3 separate regions of the Homo sapiens genome follow, and regions 2 and 3 are each linked to region 1. Evidence: chromatin contacts called from ENCODE Hi-C or POLR2A ChIA-PET data. All regions are on one chromosome and are shown on one strand. The core of a region is the stretch at or near the end of the contact, and the rest is flanking DNA. Distances in the headings are between cores, read along the strand shown.

The links. Hi-C counts contacts between places; a loop is a spot of excess contacts on that map. ChIA-PET counts read pairs that join two places held with the same protein, here RNA polymerase II (POLR2A). Pooled maps may share reads with other maps.
Region 2: a loop to region 1 is called in a map of heart left ventricle, with 2.7 times the contacts of the local background. The contact joins two enhancer-like sites. A Hi-C loop is called at or near these places in 5 of 168 maps with a recorded cell type or tissue (PC-3, Right ventricle myocardium inferior, heart left ventricle and 1 more) and 11 of 50 pooled maps. POLR2A ChIA-PET finds 5 or more read pairs at or near these places in 2 of 52 experiments (PC-9 and activated T-cell).
Region 3: a loop to region 1 is called in a pooled map, with 4 times the contacts of the local background. The contact joins two enhancer-like sites. A Hi-C loop is called at or near these places in 4 of 50 pooled maps. POLR2A ChIA-PET finds 5 or more read pairs at or near these places in 2 of 52 experiments (PC-9 and Panc1).

What each region holds. Positions count from the first base shown.
Region 1 is chr3:188,050,308-188,054,172 of GRCh38, forward strand. No RefSeq gene overlaps it. Among named protein-coding and RNA genes, the nearest start is that of LINC01991, 76 kb to the left of the region's middle. RefSeq lists an enhancer at 1,888-2,860. Within about 2 kb of position 1,989, at least 21 of the 41 ENCODE cell types and tissues checked have a DNase peak (open chromatin) inside an H3K27ac peak, as active enhancers do; they include heart left ventricle, where a contact is called at or near this core.
Region 2 is chr3:188,346,935-188,350,268 of GRCh38, forward strand. All of the region lies in intron 3 of LPP (LIM domain containing preferred translocation partner in lipoma), which reads left to right. Among named protein-coding and RNA genes, the nearest start is that of FLJ42393, 170 kb to the left of the region's middle. Within about 2 kb of position 1,882, at least 22 of the 41 ENCODE cell types and tissues checked have a DNase peak (open chromatin) inside an H3K27ac peak, as active enhancers do; they include heart left ventricle, where a contact is called at or near this core.
Region 3 is chr3:188,467,302-188,470,974 of GRCh38, forward strand. All of the region lies in intron 4 of LPP (LIM domain containing preferred translocation partner in lipoma), which reads left to right. Among named protein-coding and RNA genes, the nearest start is that of LPP-AS1, 100 kb to the right of the region's middle. Within about 2 kb of position 1,535, at least 11 of the 41 ENCODE cell types and tissues checked have a DNase peak (open chromatin) inside an H3K27ac peak, as active enhancers do.

The sequences.
Region 1 (3,865 bases), core at 739-3,238:
GTCCATCTCCCCACAGACACCAAGTGAGCCCCAAGATTTCCTGCCACCACGTCCTGCTCAGGCTAGTTCCTCCCCCTGGAAGCCATTTCCCTACAATCTCTCAAAATGTCACTTTTTGGACTTTTAACTTTTCTTCACCCCAAATTCCATCTCTTCTATAAGAGCTTTCCTCATCTACTGCTGTGGACACCTAGTCAAGAGCAATTTCTTTCACCTCAGACATCTCTGTTTTTCTTAGAGCTCATAACTTTCTTTTTTATTTCCTTTCTTTTCTTTCTTTCTTTCCTTCCTTTCTTCCTTCCTTCCTTTTTTCTTTCCTTTTTTTTTCTTTCTTTCCTTTTTTTTGACAAAGTCTCACTCTCTCCCCCAGGCTGGAGCACAGTGGCACAATCTCAGCTCACTACAACCTCTGCCTCCCAGGTTCAGGCAATTCTCCTGCCTCAGCCTCCTGAGTAGCTGGGAGTACAGGTGCCCGCCACCACGCCTGGCTAATTTTTGTATTTTTAGTAGAGACAGGTTTTCACCATGTTGGCTAGGCTGGTCTCAAACTCCTGACCTCAGGTGATCCACCCACCTCAGCCCCCCAAAGTGCTGGGATTACAGTCGTGAGCCACCACACCTGGCCATAACTTTCTTCTTTGTGTTTGGATTATTGTGTGCTCCTTGTAGCTTTGCTCTGGATGGTAAACTCCTTGGAAACGGAAGTTTCCTCTTGCTTTCCATGACTTACTTCTCCTTGTTGGGTTGAGCTGTATGTTTGGGACAGACTAACTTGAGGAACTAAGTCCATGATGACTAGAGGAGCACTGGTTAGCTGAAGGTCTGCCAAGCTTGCTGTAAAAATATTTCAGCTTTAGGTGAGGAGCTGCACTGGCCAACCTGCTTCCTTGTAGCTCCAGGGTTTCATGCACGGGGTCTATGAATAGCCAAAGCAAAAGGCCACACTAAGCATCTTTTCTGCTCCTATCCCCAATCTTGAGTTCAGAAAGATCTGCTAGGGATCAGTGCTTTAAATCATCTCTCCTCACTCCCTGTAGAAAAGCCCTCCTTCCAGGAGCTGACTAATGCTTACTGTCCTTTCCCAAGGAGCACTTTTTTTTTTTTTTTTTAGACAGATTGTTGCTCTGTCACCCAGGCTGGAGTGCAGTGGCGCGATCTGGGCTCACTGCAACCTCTGCCTCCCGAGTTCAAGCAATTCTCCTGCCTCAGCCTCCTGAGTAGCTGGGATTACAGGCACACACTACTACGCCCAACTAATTTTTGTATTTTTAGTAGAGACGGGGTTTCACCATGTTGGTCAGACTGGTCTCCAACTCCTGACCTCGTGATCCACCCTCCTTGGACTCCCAAAGTGCTGGGATTACAGGCGTGAGCCACCGCGCCCACCCCAAGGAGCACTTTCTGTTGCTTTCTGGGCAGGCTGTGTTTTTACCCTGTGCCCATCTCTCTCTCCCTGGCCCTCTGGTCTGCCCGGCACAGGTAAGGAGTCCGAGAGTCACCCTTCTCCTATGAGTATTCCGGTGGCTGCTGCTCTACCCTTGGGAGGTGGAAAAGGCACCAGCACAAGGCTTCCCCCGCCCACTCATCTCAGCTTCTTGCTTTCTGCACTGGGCCGTGTGGGGTGCTGGGAGTTTCGTGATCACAAGGAAAAGAGATGCGGGCGCCAGGCAGGGAAGGAGGACAAAGAGCAATCCCCTTATTCATGCATTCTTCAGGAAAAAGAGAGAATTTGACCTGAGCCTATTTTCCGAATAATTCGGCATCAAACAGCAATGAGGCCTGGGACTTTGCCAAGTCTTTGTTTTGTTTTGTTTTTTTCCTTTCCTCCAATCAGCCCAAGGCAATGGGGAGTGGGAGGGGGTGGAGGGGTGGGGGCTACACGCACACTGGGGCTGAGAGGGAATGCTGAGCCTGCAGAAGTGGCCCATTGACAGCTCCTGCTCACAGCAGAGGGGCGGGTGGCACCCCCAGCCTACCACCACAAGGGCAGCTCTGTCCTGTGGGCACAGGGCTCCATCCCAGCCCCACCGGCTGGGAGAGAACAACATTTCCTTATAAGGCCCCGACCGCTTTGCCAAGGCTGGATGGCTCCAACAGACTGTAGCTTTCCATTCTCCTCGTCAGCTCCAGTGCAGGCCTTGAATGTAGCCCTTGTTGTCAGGCTCCTCCTCTCCTCCACAGCCCCCACCTCACCTACTTCCACTCCCTGCCAGAGCTAGCCCCACTGGCGCAGGATAAACAGCCCAGAGGCCTCTCCCACGCAGGGCCTGCCTCGGTTCAGGCCTGCTGGAGGCAGCACAGGGTAGCAAAAGGAACGTGGGAGTCACAGTTTCGGCTGTCCCTGTGCGAAGGGAAGGCCCTTTTCCTCATCTGGAAGATGGGGCTCTAATGGCCATGGGGTCCAAATTCTTTGCATTGTATTCAAAGTCCTTCCCAGTTAAGCTGCAGGTTAACTTCACTGTTTAACTGCCTTTCCATACCTTGAAGGCCAGATTTCCCCTAGCTCTTCCTGTTTCCCCCAAACGCACCTTGCTCACACAGGCCTCCACTGCTTCGTGCACGTGTTTTTCTCTACCTAGGTATTTATCTGCCTAGGTCACTCATCCTGCAGGCCCCACGGTAGGTATGCCTTCCTCCCCTCCCCAGGAAAAAGGAATCATTGCTTTCACTTCGCTGCTCAACATTTGTTTGCACCTCTCTTACAGCTTTTCTGTTTTGCAATTGCAATGATTTCTTTACCTGCCTGTTTCCTCTATAAGATGATGAGCTCCTCCAGGCTCACATGCTCTCCTCTTTCTTTATGTCCATGAGCTCAACCCACAGTACCAGGCACATAATCCAGCTTCACAAAAGATTGCTGCACAAATGCCTGAGCACACAGTGTTGCGTAAGTTCAAAAGAGACAACTATAGTGCAAATACTTGTAAACTATAAAGTGCTGTTAACCCATGAAATGTAAAACTTTATCTTGCTACCCTCCACTCTAATTCTACTGTTTGTCACACTGTTACAGCCCTTTTCCCTGTCTGACCAGTTCTGTATCCAGAATTCCAGGCTCACTGCAACCCCTCAGGAGGTTAACATCTATCACTAAGCCATTACTCATCTTTAGAATCCCAGTGTTGGGGGCTAAAAGGTATGTATCCGAATGTTGCCATACTAGAGTCCACAGAGGCCCTACAGACATACAGTGGCTAAATGGAGAAGCTGTGAGTCCCACTTTTACTATTTATTCATGCTAGGTTCCCACAGCATTCTGGGGGGAAAAATCTGGTGGCTTTAAAAGTTTGAAGCCCACTGATTAATGCTGTCTCAACATATGACAGTTGAAACAACTGAGCCCCCTAAAAGAAAAGCAGCTTTCCCCACATCTCATGTGTTAGCCACAAACTCAAGACCATACCCGGGATCCCCTACTCTTGCTCACCACAGCCATTGCCCTGCTTAGGGCAGAGTGATGACGGATGCAACTGCGTATCTGTCAAGCCGAATGCTTATGGGTCAGGGATACCTCAAGTTCCAAATAAAGAATTTCAGTCTCTGCCAAAACAAATCTTTCTGAATTGGAGATTCTGCAAAAATATCAGGTTAGGGATTTGCAAGCTCAGCACGGTTAAGTACTATAGTAAGACTGTCCCTCTATTCTCCAGGATCCCAGCAACTGTTTCAAAGAGAAATCTCCTATCCCAAGATAAATTAGCCTGTTCTCCGTCCACATAGGGAAGTTTTTCAGAGATATGTTTGTAAAGCGAAACCCATAGTTGATCATGAACCATGTTCTAACACTATTTGCCACAGAGCCAAATTCAGGATATAAGATGGTTCTGCCTTGGGCTCCATCCAAAAGGCTTAAGTTACATGAATA
Region 2 (3,334 bases), core at 632-3,131, 300 kb after region 1:
TATTTTAATATTGAAACTCTTATTCTACTTCATTCATTCACTCATGCATTCAAATTCAATTTTAATTCAGAATTTGCTAAATGCTAGACATCTCAATACATTATTGTATATAATCCTATAAAATAGAAAATTGCTAGGTGCTCAGAGAGGTTGAGTAATTTGCCCAAAGTTTTACAGCTAATAAATATAAAATCTGGATTTAAATCCGGATTTACTCCAAAATATGTGAATACCTCCAGAGATAACATTGAAGACAAATAGAGACAATGATGCAAGTTCATAAACCATGGAAATTTCTGGTAGAAAATGGTAGATGGGCCCCAGAGGAATACAGAGAATGTGTACTATGGGATTTTAGGAAGGGACAAGATCATACATTATGAATTACTTCATATCATAATTCGTTAACTACGTGTTTATCTGGCTCCTTAAGAAAGAATAAAAAAAGCTAGATAATCATATGAAACACATTATGCATAACTCAGTTTTTTTCTTGTTCTTCAAACTTCTGTCAGGTTAGTGCTCTCAATATCTTCATTTGGTAAGTGAGATGAGGAGATGAAGAGTAGTTAGGGTCATAGTGCCCTGATCATACTGAGTTTTCACCTAAATAGGAATTTCAGTGCTTTGGGTCATCTATTTTGTTCCCCTCCTCCCGGCCTACCCCCCCATTATATTGAGCTTGAGACTTTTAACAGAGATAACTTCTGACCACGCACAGATCAGCACAAATGCAGATGTGAGCAGCTAGAATTTGGATGCTGCCAAATTGTGATGACTGCCACATGTGTGAAGCTAAAGCTTAGCACCTGATGACCCACTGTGAGTGTGTGGGGGGGCCAGAAGAGTGAAAGGCAGGTCAGAGATGGAAGACGCCTCGGAGTTTCTCAATGGCAGTACCTTCACCTTGCAGATGCAGAAATGGAGGTGGTTAGAAGGGGTAAGACTTACTAAAATTCACACAGCAGGTTAATGGCTCTCTGAGAATAATGGCAAAACAAGAACAAGGCTTTATACCAGCAATCTACAGTAGTATCTACTTTTATTTCCTACCTTTCCGTTGGCATATACTCACACTGATAGGCTTGACAGGCAGATAAACCTGTATTTGAAGGTCAGCAGGATTAGTTGTGTGGCCTTGGATAAGTTACTTGATTTACTTGGGTCTCAGGTTTGTTGTCTGTAATAGAAACCATACCCTTTTTCTTTTCTTTCTTTCTTTTTTTTTTGAGATGGAGTTTTGCTCTTATTGCTCAGGCTGGAGTGCACCGGCATGACCTTGGCTCACTGCAACCTCTGCCTCCTGGGTTCAAGCGATTCTCCTGCTTCAGCCTCTGTAGTAGCTGGGATTACAGGCATGAGCCACCACGCCCAGCTAATTTTTTGTATTTTTAGTAGAGACAAGGTTTCACCATGTTGGCCAGGCTGGTCTCAAACTCCTGACCTCAGGTGATCCACCTGCCTCAGCCTCCCAAATTGCTGGGATTACAGGCATGAGCCACCGTGCGTGGCTGAAACCATACCCTTTTAACAGGACTATACCAGTGTACTGTTCAATATACAGAAATACTATCACCCATCTGATTAATAATCCTTATCACAGCCCAATGAGACAGGCACAGATGTTCTGCTTTTCAAGATTCTATTTCCTAACTTCATCTTGACAGTTGTAAGTCTCTTGCTTCTCAAAGTTTGGTCTGAGGACCGGAAGCATCAGCATTACATGGGAGCTTGTTAGAAATGCAAATCTCAGATCATACTCTAGAACTTCTGAATGAGAATCTCTACTTTAACAAGAGCCCCAGGTAGTTCATATGCTCATTAGTGTTTGAGAAACATTCACTTCGGCCCTCGCCCTATTTCAAGGCTATTGCTGTGGTGTGCTGACAATGCCTGGCATGCTGCCAGCATTCTTGGGGCATGCTGTACCATGCCTTGAGATAGCGGGGTCCGGGGGGCGGGGATGCTGTGAAGTCACTCCTTGGGAATAATGGAAGACTGGGTTGAAGGGATCCAGCAGGCTTTATCTTTTTAACACCCTTCATTTCCTTAGAAGTTACTATTCAGAAGGGGTCAAACTGGGATTGGATTCTAAGTCTTTCTGATCCAAAGTCCATGTTCTTTTCATTAAACCACGATGTCTCAGTCAAGAGGAATGCTGGGTTGTGGGTGATAACTGTTCATTCCCTGTAGTGTGAATATTTCCACACTGGCTGCTTTACCCTATTACTCAATTCCTAGAGGGGAAGAATTTTTTTAAAAAAATTTAAAAAGCCTGAGTTGAAAGCCAGGATCCTGCAGCTTAATCAGTTATTTTTGCTTTTTAATGAGGGTGACTATTGTGAAATAAGTAATTATTAATTACTCAAAACTAATGAAATATTTTAGTTTCCTTGCTCAAAAAGCATATGGATGCTAAAAGAAAGCATATGGGTGCTTTCTGGGAAGCATATTGGTGAATGGACAAATTACAGTGGTGCCAATATGCCTTTGCTGTCTGGCTGGGGCCATCAAAACGTGTGCTGGCATCTGAGTCCTCGTGTGTTTAAAGGGATTTTTTAAAATTCCCATTTGATAAGTGCCTGGGGTTGCCTCTGGAGTTACACAGCGCTGTCTCATCAATCTTTCTGCCATGCTTTCACTCAGACATTACTGGCTGAGTATAAACTCGGTATAAACCTTTGCTGTAAGTAGCTTCTGTGGCTCTTTCTTTCCAGATGCCTCCTATCCTCTGCAATAGGTTCAGTGGGCCTGCCCCATGGATGGCACGTATGGAGACTTTGTCTATACAACATTTTACCACAGTGGTAAAAGCAGTAGCCGAAAAGGTGGCAGCACTGAGACCTGTTTGCTCCATCAGGGACTCTGTCTGAGGCCCTCGGCCAGCTGTTGAATTGCTGCACTGCAAATTTCTTACTTGTAAAACTGGAATGATAATACCAGTGCTCCTGAGCTCACAAGCATGCTGTTCATCCAATTTGCAGTCCATGCCCTTTGCTCTTCCTCTCCTTTCCTTCATGCCTCTTCTCCTTTGCTGCACGTTCAGCTGGTCTAGTAAAAAGCTTGATGGATTTGGAGGTGGCTGAAACCATTTTGCTTGCTCTGGGGATTGCACACTTCTGAGCTTGTCAGAGGCAGGCAACATGGCATGTTTTAGAAGATACTTGGCTGAGTGTCCACGAACTGTGGCTCTCAGACCAACGTGACTTAGTAATCATTTACTCAACACCTACAAGCAAGGTAGCTTGCTAAGAAATTGAAGGAGGGAGCTGGCGGGTCTGTGGAGGTGAGTTTGATTCAGGGCCAGTCAAGACTTGGTGTGATGTGTGAGCTC
Region 3 (3,673 bases), core at 285-2,784, 420 kb after region 1:
TTAAAAATATGCTGAAATTATAAAGAAATTCTTAGAAAATCATGAGGAACTCTGGAAAATAGGTACGATGAATACAAGAACTTTTGCTCTTGTCTATACTTGTCCTTGCACTGATGTTCCTACTCTGAGTCTAGCACTATGTGCAGACTTCCCTTCTTATGGTATGTTGTGGTGAGCAGAATAATAGCCCTCAAAGTTGTCCACGTCTTAATCTCTGGAACATGTGAATATGTTAGGGTACATGCCACAGGGAAATTAATGATGCACATGGAACTAAGGTTGTTAATCAGCTAACCTAAGATAATGAAATTATCCTGGAGTATAAGGATGGGCCCAACGCTATTACAAGTGTGATAGCAAATGGAAGAAGAGGACAGAGGAGGTCTTTGAAGTGATGTGATGTGAGAAAAACTTAACGTGTCTTTGCTGGCTTTGAAGATGGAGGAAGGGGCCACAAGCCAAAGAATGAGGAGTAGCTTTGAGAAGCTGGAAAAGACAAAGAAGTGGATTCTCTGGAGAGACTCCAGAAAGGAATGCTGCCCTGCCAACACCTTGATTTTAGTGCATTGATATGCATAACTGATTTCTGATTTATAGAACAGTAAGATAAATATATTTCTGTTCTTCTAAACAACCAAGCTTGTGGTACTTTGTTGTAGTAACAACAGAAAACGAATACACACAATATCATGTTAAAATGATCTGTTTATATGTTTTTCTCCTTTCTAGGCAATGAATTCCTCAAGGGTAACAATGCTATCTTTGAAAAATCATTTTAGTCCATTTCCATATGAAAAGAATACGAAATGTCCTGTCAAACACCAGAGGTGGTATTTACTCAGTGTGTATGCACCATATGCCTGGCACTGCCCTGGGTATTTTGCTTTGAAAATTTTATTTCCTGTCTGTTTAACCCTACTAAATCTTAACTTTCTTATCTGTAATGTGAGTCTATGGACTAGATCAGGTTTGGCAAACTTTTCTGTAAATCTGGTAACTAAATATTTTAGGTTTTATAGGCCATATGGTATTTGTCACAACTATTCATTTCTGCCACTGGAATGCAAAAGCAGCCATAGACAATAAGTAAATGAATGACCTTGGCTATGTTCCAAAAGAACTTTATCTACAAAAACAGGAGGTGGTCTGGATTTGGCCATTTGGCTGTTGCTTGTTGACCTGTAGACTAGCGGACCTCTTTATTCTGTTCTAATTCCTGTCTAATATGATTATTCTGTCAGTTTATAACATTGTGCCGTGTCAGTTAAGCCAAGGAAGTGCCAGTAAGACCTGAAGAAGGAACTCAAGTGATTGGATGGGTCTGTTTATAAGAAGAAGCATAATATTGGAGACTCAAGTGCCAGGAAGGGGACTGTCACCATGTCCTTGGCAAATGGACCTGGGACAAATTCTCTTTAGGATGAGACATAAGGAGATCCTTGAATGCCAAAGCTGAGCTCGCTGAACTTGAAACTCAGTGAACTGGAACTACTGCTGGAGGAATAAAAGGGAGCAATAAATCCTTTGCACTCCAGAATGAAAGACCTTCTGAGGCAGCTGGCCAAATGAAGCAGGAGGAGGGAACAAGTTCCTCACTCAGCTAAATTATGTCTTTGGGCTGGCCGACCTGGTCTGCTAAAATAACAAGGTGGCTGAACTTCTGCTCAGAACACGTCACCAAATTTTGCAATTTGGGACTGTCTTCTATCCCATGACTTCCTAATCTGAGGAAGTGAAGAAAGCAGAGTGAATGAAACCCAAGGATTGACTTTTTTATGGAGGGCCTCCTTAGAGACAAAAGTTGATTTTTCAAGAGAACCCTTTATATTGTGAACTCTGTATTCTAATTCAAAAACCGTTAAGTTCTTGGATGAAGAACATCCAATAGATTTTGGAGGTCTTGTAAACTTTGCTATTGATCTGGGACTTAACCTTTGCAGATGTGGGACTGTGTGTTTATACATCAAAGTGGGTAAAGAAGAGCCCATCCAGAGCTAGGCAGACGGAATTGGGATATGTTTGTTTGTCTGATTGCCCGGTTGTGGTGGTTGTGGTGGTGGCGGTTGTTTTGACTTGGTTACATCATCGCATTTTTGAGGACAAAACTACCCTCTTTGATTGGTATGTTACAATAGCTTGTTTATGTCTTGCAAATTGTTCGAGAACAGTTTGTCCATTAAAGAAAAAAGTGACCTAGTAATACTCCCCTACCCAGGGGAATGTCGGGTTAATCAGTTGCACAAGGGCTTGATATGCCAAGTCAGTACTACCCCGAGGCTCCGTATGCAGTTCCTTTCCAAGATTTTTAAACATTCTGGGGAGAACACAATATTTGTTTATTTGGCTTCTAGGACTTTGTTTTGTTATCGTTTTAGTTACGGTCTTATGCTTTTCTCTCACTCCCTGTCTTTCTTTTACCCCTAACTCTTTGGAGCCCTGGTGTGCTAAGAGCCATGTTAACAGTAAAGCATCTATTCAATAAACACTTAACTATATTTTATATTTGAGCTTCTAAATGTTTGTGAAGAATGTGTTTCTGGGCAAGTCACATAAAGAATAATCTCACAGTAAAAATAACTTATATTTATGTAGGACATTATAGTTTTTATGGTATTTCTAAATTCAGTAAAAGGCGAAAGATTTATACCATCTGAAGAAAAACCAGGGTGTTGTATTTTTAAATTTAAATACTTTGGTCTACACAACCCTGGGTAGTATAAAAGGTAAGTGCTGTTGCTCTCATTTACAAACAAAAATATTGAGAATCAAAAGTTTCATGATTTCCCTAGGTTCACACACATCTAGTAAATGGTTCCAAGTGGACAAAAACTTACACATTTTAATGTCGCAGAGCTATTTTTTTATATATGTAAGTTACCTAACTGCAGCAGTGATTGCCGAGATCATCCCTATGGTGATGTTCAATTGAGTCTCCCTATTTCAATCTTTCAACCTCTCTTTTCTTCTCTCTCTCTCTCATACACACACACACACACACACACACACACACACACACACGCACACATAAACCACATACACACACATTTTGAAATTGGTAGTCACTCAGTTTCTCAATCTTCCTTTAAAGACTAATTTATTGGGCTAGAATTTATGGGTGTAGTTGTCAAAAATTCCTGCATATACCCACTCAGGAAATATTTTCCCAAATCTTCTCCATCTCAACTCTGTGAGGCATTGGAAGAGGTGCTTTTAGGATAGACTGATGACTCATATATGATGTCTGCCCTCAGGGAGCACACAGTTTAGTGAGGTAAATGTCTCATGAATATTCCACAAGATCCACCTTGATAATGCTCTAAAGTTACTATAGAGGGCTGAAGGTGGGAAGATGCTTTCGTCTGGTGGCAAAGGATAGTAGTGTAGGGTGACATGGGCCTCCAAGAATAGCTTGGGCTCAGATAGTGGAGAGGAAACTCTTAACGGAGACAGAGGTGTGAGCAAAGTCTTGGTGTCCAGGAAGCCAGAGGAAGCATTCTGGCAGATTACCGGGTATGTGGCTTAGCAAAAGTCATTATTCTGAAATATAAAATGTCCAGTGCTGCTGTCTGCAGTATTAGTCTCAAAGGATACATACTCACCAGTACATTCCAGAGTTTGTTGACAAACTTTGACAACAAAGCTTATCAAGTTTCTCTCCATTGCCTCATAAGAG